Linked DNA regions of Homo sapiens: region 2 is linked to region 1. Evidence: read pairs that join two places in POLR2A ChIA-PET (ENCODE). Cell type or tissue: Panc1. All regions are shown on one strand. Each heading gives the region's core, and the rest is flanking DNA. Links, peaks and the distances in the headings are about the cores only.

Evidence for each region. ChIA-PET counts read pairs that join two places held together with the same protein. Peaks named below come from ENCODE experiments on the same cell type or tissue, not always from the same donor. Only the 100,000 strongest peaks of a DNase experiment are listed, where the experiment ranks them.
Region 2: POLR2A ChIA-PET joins it to region 1 with 9 read pairs; 4 of 35 experiments call an interaction of 5 or more read pairs at or near these places.

The regions. Positions count from the first base shown.
Region 1 is chr17:29,160,558-29,165,649 of GRCh38, forward strand. All of the region lies in intron 2 of MYO18A (myosin XVIIIA), which reads right to left. It overlaps LOC124903967 (a long non-coding RNA gene), which reads left to right. Exons shown (of 3, transcript XR_007065693.1): 3 at 1,950-3,544. Among named protein-coding and RNA genes, the nearest start is that of MYO18A, 17 kb to the right of the region's middle. In Panc1, for the core only: no CTCF peak of the experiment used is centred there; no DNase peak of the experiment used is centred there; H3K27ac peaks cover 2,470 bases.
Region 2 is chr17:29,376,388-29,381,479 of GRCh38, forward strand. No RefSeq gene overlaps it. Among named protein-coding and RNA genes, the nearest start is that of TAOK1, 11 kb to the right of the region's middle. In Panc1, for the core only: no CTCF peak of the experiment used is centred there; no DNase peak of the experiment used is centred there.

The DNA of each region.
Region 1 (5,092 bases), core at 698-4,697:
AGGTCAACTTCATTAAATATTTACTGAGGGAAAAGTGAACACTGAGGCTCTGAAAGGTTTGATAACTTTGGTAAAACCCAAACCCAGGTCTTTCTGGCTCCAAAGCCCATGCTCTTTCCACTGTAACATGTCCTCTCCCAAACCCACCTGAGCGTGGAGGTGGTTTATGTGAACATGGCAACCTCATGAGGAACCCGACAGCCTGAAAGCCTTTGACTAGAAACTCCACCCCACACACTAAAACCTCCAACTAGCAGCCTCACGGTCCACCAGGAGAAGTACCCCTACCACAGCGACTAGACTTGGCTGGGAGGGAGTGGTAAGCCTTCCTTTAAGACCCCCTCTCCCTTCCCACCACATTCTCAAAAGCTCAGGGAGAGCCAGGTGTAGTGGCTCACGCCTGTAATCCCAGCACTTGGGAGGCCTGAGGCAGGTAGATAGCTTGAGCTCAGGAGTTTGAGACCAGCCTGGGCAACATGGTGAAACCCTGTCTCTAATAAAATATACAAAAATTAGGCTGGGCTTGGTGGCTCACGCCTATAATCCCAGCACTTTGGGAGGCCGAGGCAGGTGGATCACCTGAGGTCAGGAGTTCGAGACCAGCCTGACCAATATGGTGAAACCCCACCTGTACTAAAAATATAAAAATTAGCTAGGCGTGGTGGCAGGCACCTGTAATCCCAGCTACTCAGGAGGCTGAGGCAGGAGAATCGCTTGAACCAGGGAGACGGAAGTTGCAGTGAGCTGAGATCGCGCCACTGCATTCCAGCCTGGGTGACAAGAGTGAAACTCCATGTCAAAAAAAAAAAAAAAAAAAAAAATAGCCAGGTGTGGTGGTGTGTGCCTGTGGTCCCAGCTTCTCAGGAGGCTGAGGTGGGAGGATCGCTTGAGCATATAAGCCAAGATCGCCCCACTGCACTCCAACCTGGGTGACAGCAAGACCCTGTCTCAAAAAAAAAAAAAAAAGAAAAATGCTCAGGAGGCCTTGCTTTCTGGCCAGCACCTCTGGCTCTCCATGGCAGGACAACCACATTGGCCAGGGTTTAGCTGGGTGGGCTTTTCTGAGCTCAGCAGAAAAGTCCTATACTCCCAGATGCAGGAGGACATGCCTCGTCCTAAGGGACTCCATTTGTCCTCCCCTAGAATGGACCGACTGAGGATACAGACAGACTCGCCTTCTCCTCTCCCAGGCCCTAGTCTCCAGCCTGGCCTCTGCCCCTTCTCAATGGGCCTTGACTTTCCCATCCGGACTTATGGAAGTGGAGGAGGGAATTTTGATCCAACTGGGGTTTTGAGATCCTCAACTTTACCAACATCTCCCCTAATCTCACCAGACTTAGGAAACACTTGGCCTTCAGCAAACTTAAGAGTAACTGATCCAAATACAGATGCCCCCCAAGAACTTTCCCTAAGGAATCAAAGGGGAAAGAATGTAGCATCTTCCCAGTACTCTGGCGGTCACATGACCCCTCCTCTCCCTCAGGCCCCTACCAGTGGGTCACCAAGACCCCAGAGTCTGACTCAGTTGCTCGAGTCTGAGATGGCTCTCCATCCCACTGCCTCTACCTGAGTCCAGGTCTCCATCCATTCTTCTAGGATCACAATCACTCCCTCACCACTCTCCCCACAGCCAACTTTGCTACACCCTAGAGCATGCTCCATAAGCAGCCAGAGTGATTTCCTAAAACCTGTTCCTATTGCTCCCTGATTAAATTGCTTCAGTGCCCTTTGGTTAAAGTTCACGTTCCCCAGCACGGCTCACAGGGGCCTCCATGACCTGGCTCCCGTGGATGCCTCCTAGTGCTTCTCCCAGCTTTCCCTTCCCACACACCGTCTCCCAGCCTTATTCCTGAAATATGTGATTCTCTCTCCATAACTTTAGGCCTTGGCATGTGTTTGTGACAGTGTTTCCCTTCCTCTTGCCTCCGCTTCACTCATCTACTACCCAGATGTCAGCTTTCGCTGACCCATCCACAAGACTGGACTTGAAGCCCCTCTGCTGCACTCCCAGCACCAGGACTGGCCCCTGTGGTTGAGCTTCTCAGAGGGTACTGTCATGGTCTGCTACTGGAACATCTCTCCCGCTTACTATGAGCTCCTTGGGGCTGGGATTATGTGCTGCTCACCGCTGGAGCCCAGGACCTAGTATGCAGTAAGTGCTCAACAAATGCTTCCCTAATGGATGGGCAGGTGGAAGGATGATGGCAGAAGAAAACGGTGTTCTCCCAGGCCTGCTGGTTGATTTCTACCAGGCCACAAATCTACCCTACCACTGTGGCTCACCCCTGCTCCCAGCGGAACCTCATCTAGCAGCTACCAGGACACATGAAGGTGTGAACCCAGCATTCTGGACACACGCCATGTGAGAGGGAAACCCAAGGGGCTGTGTCTCCCTGGGGCCTTCTAAACAGGCCATGGAGAGGAGCCGGGGGCCTGGCCCCATCTGTGTGCAGGAAGATAACAGATGGCTAGTCAGCTCCCTCAGAGCTCCCTGGGGACAGGCAATGTGTGGACACAGTTGATGGATGGCCTGATGGCAGGGTGGCCAGCAAGAGCTGTCCCTGTGGGGCTACAGTCATCAGGGTATCCCTCCCAGGAGTCTGGAGGAGGCGGGAAGACTTCTCTTGGCGCATAACTGGGATTAGAACTGCTGCCAAGACAGGGAGTAGGAGGAGTAAAAGGAAGAGGAGGAGATACAGGCTGAGGGTACAGAAGAGGTGCAGCACCCCACGCCACTCCCAGCCCTGTCCCAGGAAGCTGGAAACGCTGGGCTCACCCTGGTCCTCTCTGCTTGTGGTATGAGTCCCCACCACCTACCTGGGTGAGAAAAGATATGGGCTTCTTTCAGCCCTATGTGTCTCCTTATCCTGCCACATGGCTCTAGGAGATGCATGGGGATGGGGTTTGCTACTGTGTCCTCTGGCAGATGAAACAGGCTGAGGCTCGGGGAAGAAGTCCTCTGGGCACCAGCTGGGCTTACCCCATAGGAGCTAGAGTGAGCCAGCATTTCAGGGATACCAGCTATAACTTGGAATCCACCAGGGCCTCCAAAGCTAAACCATCTACTTCCCCAGGGATGGGATAGCAGCAGATAGTTGGGAAGGGAAAGCTAGGAAAATCTGAGATGCCAGGATGATCCCTGTGCTATAAAGAGAAAACCAAACAGCATCTGGGATGCCAGGCCCAGGGCCCCACAGAGGCCTTGCTGTGGTTCAGCAGGGAGCTGGCAACAATCCCCTGGGGGATTCATTCTTTAAGAAGAAAATTCCATCTGTTAAAAGCAGCGTTAGCCTGGAAGAACGCAGACAGGCATGGCAACATGTTAGTCTTTGCTTCTGTTATTGTTTTTGAGACAGAGTTTAGCTCTTATTGCCCAGGCTGAAGTGCAATGGCTTGATCTCGGCTCACTGCAACTTCCGCCTCCCGGGTTCAAGTGATTCTCCTGCCTCAGCCTCCTGAGTAGCTGGGATTACAGGCATGCGCCACCACGCCCAGCTAATTTTTGTATTTTTAGTAGAGACAAGGTTTCTTCCTGTTGGTCAGGCTGGTCTCGAACTCCCAACCTCAAGTGATCCACCCGCCTCAGCCTCCCAAAGTGCTGGGATTACAGGCGTGAGCCACCACCACCCAGCCCAGTCTTTGCTTCTGACATAAAGACCCCTCCTTGTTCTTCCCTCTCTACCTCGTGGTTCTCTGAGTTCCACCTAACCTGGTGGCTAAAACATAGTAGGTGCTCAATGTGTGCTTCTGGAATGAAGAGTCCAGGTCTTCCACACAGGCCTCCTCCTCCCATTCACTACCCTTCCCTGACTAGCAAAGCTGCCTAAACCCAGCTAGCTCCGGGTTAAAGGAAGGCCTGGAACCCAACTACAGTGCTTCCTGACAGTCTGACCCTACCACTGCCAGCCCCTCTTCAGGCCCAAGGTACTACTGGGTTGAGTAGCAGCTGCTTCCCCTCCCTGGGAGAAAGCTGGGACCGGGACTCTGCCTGTTTCCTCCCATTAGCACTTCCTCCCATTTCTGACTTTGACACATCTGGCTGGTCACTTAGTACCAAAAGGTCCTGGTCAAGCAGCAGGGGCCAGATCTGGACGGTCCTAAAACCCACAGCTGGGAAGGGAAGATGGCCAGAGGTGGTCACTTGTCCTTCGTATACTATCTCCAGGCAGGACATTCAAACTGCTATGTAGCCACCCTATCAAAAGACCCCTGGGATTAGTGAGCTTGATGCCCCATGGAGATCCGCTCCTCCATCTGATCTAAACCTCTCTGCTCCTGTGCCTCCTGCTGCTCTTTTTGCGCGGGCAGCTGGGGTCTCAGTGACAGTCAGGACATACTATCTGTGTAGGTTTTATCCCTCTTGCTTTTCCAGGTCCATGCTTTTTCTCCTTCCAGGAGAGGTAATAAAGACTCTTGGAGCCCAAGTGACCATTATAAATCAGATCCAGTTACTCCCCTGCTTCGAACCCTTCAATAGTCCCATTTCACTGGGATGAAATCTGAATTCCAACTGTGACTTACAAGGTCCTTTATGATCTGCCCCTGCTTTCTCTGCAGCCTCACCTGATATTTCCTTGCTCACTCAGGGGCAAGAGGAGGCTCTGGCCTGAGGTCATCTTTCCCAAAGATATAATCATACCAGCTATACATCTCAGATGTTCCATGACGGCCCTAATTTGAAATCATTTGTCCTTTTTTATCCCCAAGATCTAAATACCATGGAAATATTGTATTTTACTGTCCAGATTGTCTCTTATATCTGGAAGTGACACATGTTAGCCTATACACCCCAATTTAGGGCTCAGGAAATATGGTGCCCAAACCCCTCACCTGTCCTTGTAATGAAGAAGCTGAATACTTTCACGGTAATTACTAACCAACAGCAGAGCTCTCTCAAGGGCTCCAGGGCTGAAACTAAGGTTCAGGCAGAGCTTGGTCTATCCCAGCACCGTTGAGAAAGGCATTCCGCTGAATTCAGTTAGGTCAATCCAACAGACACAGAACACAGGAGGGAACCATAAAACCATGAGGCCTGGCCAAACTGCTCAGAATTCTACTGCAGTGAACCTTTGGGGACTTGTCCTCAGCTCCC
Region 2 (5,092 bases), core at 641-4,640, 220 kb after region 1:
CAGCACTGAAAATGTTAAGTATTAATGGTGCCCTGTAGGGACAAAAAGAGTCTTTGGGCTCCTCAGAAAGTGAGGGAACAGCAGGAGCTGCCTGTACCTGAATAAAATTCACCAGGGAGGTGAGTGAGATTTCTGTTTGGGATGAATTCCTGGTGACACAGCCATATGGCTTTTACTGACTGCCATCCTCCAGACAGTATACTCTTTTTGGGGAGAAGCTAAAGTATACAGAAGATTGTGCTTTCCTCACTGTCATCTTTAATCCCTCCCCCATCATTAGCTGGAACTCTTAAATGAAGACTCAAGTGTCCCAATCTATCCTTCCAGCCTGAATTCCTGCCCAAGATCAAGGGTCCTCCTTCCCTTTCCCCAAGCCACTTCCCCACATCTCTGATTTTCTCCCTAGAGTAGGAGGCTCCAGGGGACCACAGCTGACTCTGCCAGGCACAGAGGGTTGAGTCATTCTGCAGGCGTCAGAGCTGTTAGCAACAGCTCTGCTGATCTGTATGCAGCTCCAACTCCCTCTCCAGTTCAGAGTTTTGGAGCCGTCTTGTTCAAAAGTAAAGAACAGAACACAGATGGCTGGTAACAGGATCCCACAGGGGCCTCCTTTCCCACTGAGCCCATCCTGCTAATCCTTTTACAGAAGACAAAATAAATGGTGAGTAGAGAGAGAGGAAAAAAAAAAAGAGTATCGGCTTCTGCACTGTTCTGTGGGTCCTAGTGGAAGGTCTCTGGTAACAACCCCAAGCTACTCACTAAATTTCCTAGGCATATTCCCTTCCTGATCCTTCTTTCTCTTCATCCACTTCATTTCCCTTCCAATCTCCCATTCTCCAACCCAGTTTCCTTTTCTCTGTAGTATCTATTAATCTGATGGAGTATTTTGCCCAAATGCCTTCTATTTGTGCCAGGCAATTCTAATCCTTATGTGTATAGGACAATCAAAAATACTAGGAGTTCTTGGCTGGGCGCGGTGGCTCACGCCTGTAATCCCAGCACTTTGGGAGGCCGAGGTGGGCGGATCAGGATGTCAGGAGATCGAGACCATGCTGGCTAACACGGTGAAACCCCATCTCTACTAAAAATACAAAAAATTATCCGGGCGTGGTGGCGGGCGCCCGTGTAGTCCCAGCTACTTGGGGGGCTGAGGCAGGAGAATGGCGTGAACCCGGGAGGCGGAGCTTGCAGTGAGCCGAGATCGCGCCACTGCACCCTAGCTTGGGCGACAGAGCGAGACTCCGTCTCAAAAAATAAATAAATAAATAAAAACAAAAGTACTGGGAGTTCAGAGTCGCTCATTTCATCAACCTTATCTCTTGGGAGGTCCCCATAGTTCCTTCTCTTCTACTGAGGTAGCACTGTGCATTATAAAGAACACAGACTTTAGGTCAGGACGGTGGCTCACACCTGTAATCCCAGCACTTTGAAGGCCGAGGTGGGTGGATCACTTGAGGACAGGAGTTTGAGACCAGCCTGGCCAACACAGCGAAACCCCATCTTTACTAAAAATACAAAAAATTAACTGGGCGTGGTGGTACACGCCTGTAATCCCAGCTACTCAGGAGAATGAGGCTCGAGAATCGCTTGAGCCCACGAGGCGGAGGTTGCAATGAGCCAAAATAGTGCCATCACACTCTAGCCTGGGTGACAGAGTGAGACTCCGAACCCTGTTCTAAAAGATACATAAACAGGCCGGGCGCGGTGGCTCACGACTGCAATCCCAGCACTTTGGGAGGCTGAGGCGGGCAGATCACGAGGTCAGGAGATGGAGACCATCCTGGATAACACGGTGAAACCCCGTCTCTACTAAAAATACAAAAACAAAATTAGCCGGGCGTGGTGTCGGGCGCCTGTAGTCCCAGCTACCCGGGAGGCTGAGGCAGGAGAATGGCATGAACCCGCGAGGCGGAGCTTACAGTGAGCCGAGATTGCGCCACTGCACTCCAGCCTGGGCGTCAGAGTGAGACTCCGTCTCAAAAAAAAAAAAAGTACATAAACAAATAAATAAAAAGCTAAAAATTCTGCTCTGCCATTTACTAAAGATGTGAGCTTGGCCAATTTACTTAAACTCTATGAACTCCAGGTATGGCATCTGATGATATCTATAGTAGCATCTACTTTGCCAGCTGGCTTACAGATTAGATAGAGGTAAAACATACTATCTGGAATATAATAGGTCCCCAATAAATATTAATTCTCTCTCTATCCCCCTGTTGCTGTAAGTGCCAGGTCCCTGTTTTCAACAACTGAAAAAAAAAATCTCCCACTGAGAAAGTTAGCATTCACGCTCAATTGCTGCTGATACCAGTGAGGTAAGAGAGTGGGAAGTGTGGGTGAGTTTTGCAAGACTAGAAGTCTTTGTAAAAACTAGCATGTGAATACACTAACGTTGGTTTTCCCCAATATAGGGATTCTTGGTGAAGAGTGCTGGTTTCCTCATGTTGGTGCTGCAGCATGGTTGATACTAATTTATTTTCCTTAGAAAATAAGATGCTGAGGCCGGGCACGGTGGCTCACACCTGTAATCCTAGCACTTTGGAAGGCCGAGGCAGATGGATTGCCTGAGCTCAGGAATTCTGGACCAGCCTGGGCAACACAGCGAAACCCTGTCTCTACAAAAATACAAAAAAAAAAAAAAAAAAAAGAAAGAAAGAAAGAAAAGAAAGAAAAATTAGCCGGGTGTGGTGGCAGGCACCTGTAATCCCAGCTACTCATGAGGCTGAGACAGAAGAATTGCTTGAACCTGGGAGGCAGAGGTTGCGGTGAGCTGAGATCGTGCCATTGCACTCCAGCCTGGGCGACAGAGTGAGAGACTCCATCTCAAAAAAAAAAAGAAAAGAAAATACGATGCTGGTTTGCTGATTGTGTGGCTTTAGGTAAGTTCTTATCCCTCTCTGGGCTTCACTAGAACAAAAGATTACTGCTCCTCTTCACTCCAGGAAATTAAGAGGATTCGTTGAAGTTTGTGTAAACTCCAGGTGAAAAGTTAAGTACAGGATGGTATTATCCTTGGCACTGAGAATCCCGGAAGTGTTTTTGCACAATCAGGTCAAATGCCATTGTTTAGTTTATGTGATTACCAAAGATTCAGCTGACACAGAGTTATGGTTTGACATGGTTCCTTTGTTCCGGATAATAAACATGTGTAATGTCAATTATACTAATGTGTTTTGTTCTAGTCGAAACAAGAAGGAGGCTGGTGATGAGGCTGGGACATCATACTTCATTCTCTCTGACCAGGCGCACTCTGACAACACGTTTTTCCTGTCTCTCTTTGTAACTGGTAATTAGGTTCTCAGCTGAGCTGTTAGGAATCTTGATAGGTTTCCCAGGCAGTCACCATCTGACAATTTACAACTTTGGGCTTTTCACAACTGGCGTGTTCTCTTCCAGGGAACGAAAGTTTCTCAATCTTATGTTCCTCCTATCATTCAAAGAGTCTGATCTGAGAGAAATGCTAGCTTTCTCAATGCATTATCTAATTCCAAAGCAGACTGTTGGGTCTCTTAGCAGTGATGGGGAAAATCTCTGTGTTCATGTGTGTCCTGAGCAATAAGGGTTGCCCCTATGGTGTAATAATGGAGTGAAAGTCATCAAAGCCAGAAGTGGCATGGCAGTATGGGAATTTAACATAGCCTTTCAAAAGGAGAGGAAATAATAGTAAAAATTAGTACAGTTGCTTTTTCTTTCTTTTTAAAAATAGATGGATCACGAGGTCAGGAGAGCGAGACTAATCCTGGCCAACAGGGTGAAACCCCATCTCTACTAAAATACAAAAAATTAGCCAGGCGTGGTGGCACGCACCTGTAGTCCCAGCTACTCAGGAGGCTGAGGCAGGGGAATCACTTGAACACGGGTGGCAGAGGTTGCAGTGAGCTGAGATCATGCCACTGCACTTCAGCCTGGCAACAGAGCAAGACTGTCTCAAAAAAAAAAAAAAAAATAGAGACGGGGGCCGGCCACAGTGGCTCATGCCTAGCATTTTGGGAGGCCGAGGTGGGCAGATCACCTGAGGTCAGGAGTTCAAGACCAACCTGGCCAACATGGCGAAACCCTGTCTCTACTAAAAAAATACAAAAATTAGCCAGGCACAATGGCGCCCACCTGTAATCCCAGCTACTCGGGAGGCTGAGGCAAGAGAATAGCTTGAAACTGGGAGGCGGAGGTTGCAGTGAGCCAAGATCGCGCCATTGCACTCCAGCCTAGGTGACAAGAATGAAACTCCATCTCAAAAAAAAAAACAAAAAAACAAAGAAAACAATTTTTTTAATTTTGTAAAGGTGTGATAATGATATTGTGGTTATGCTACAATAAAGGTCTTTGTTACAGATACATACTGAAGTATATACAGGTGAAATGTTATGATGATTTATAAGAGGTTTATTTAAAAATACTCCAGGGGCCTCGGTGAGGTGGCTCATACCTGTAATCCCAGCATTTGGGAGGCCGAGGCGGGTGGATCACGAGGTCAGGAGTTCGAGACCAGCCTGGCCAAGATGGTGAAACCCTGTCTCTACAAAAAATACAAAAAAATTAGCTGAGCATGCTCTACTAAAAACACAAAAAAATTAGCTGGCGTGGTGGCACAGGCCTATAATCCCAGCTACTCAGGAGGCCGAAGCAGGAAAATCGCTTGAACCTGGGAGGCAGAGGTTGCAATGAGCCGAGATTGTGCCACTGCACTCCAGCCTGGGTGACAAAGTGAGACTCTGTCTCAAAAAAATAAATAAATAAAAATACTCCAGGGGGTGTTGAGTGGGTGTGATGGCTCATGTCTGTAATGCCAGCACTTTGGGAGGACAAGACAGGAAGACTGCTTGAGTTCAGGAGTTCAAGAGCAGCCAGGGACACATAGTGAGACCCCTATCTCTACAAAAAAATTTTAAAAATTAGCTGAGCATGGTGGCACACACCTGTAGTCTTAGCTACTTGGGGGGCTGATGGGGAGGATTGTCTGAGCGCAGGAATTTGAGGCTGCAGTGAGCTATGACTGTGCCACTGCACTCCAGCCTCGATGATAGAGCGAGACCCTGTCTCTAAAATAAATTAAAAAAATAACAAACTCCAGCAGGGAGAATAAAGGTTTATG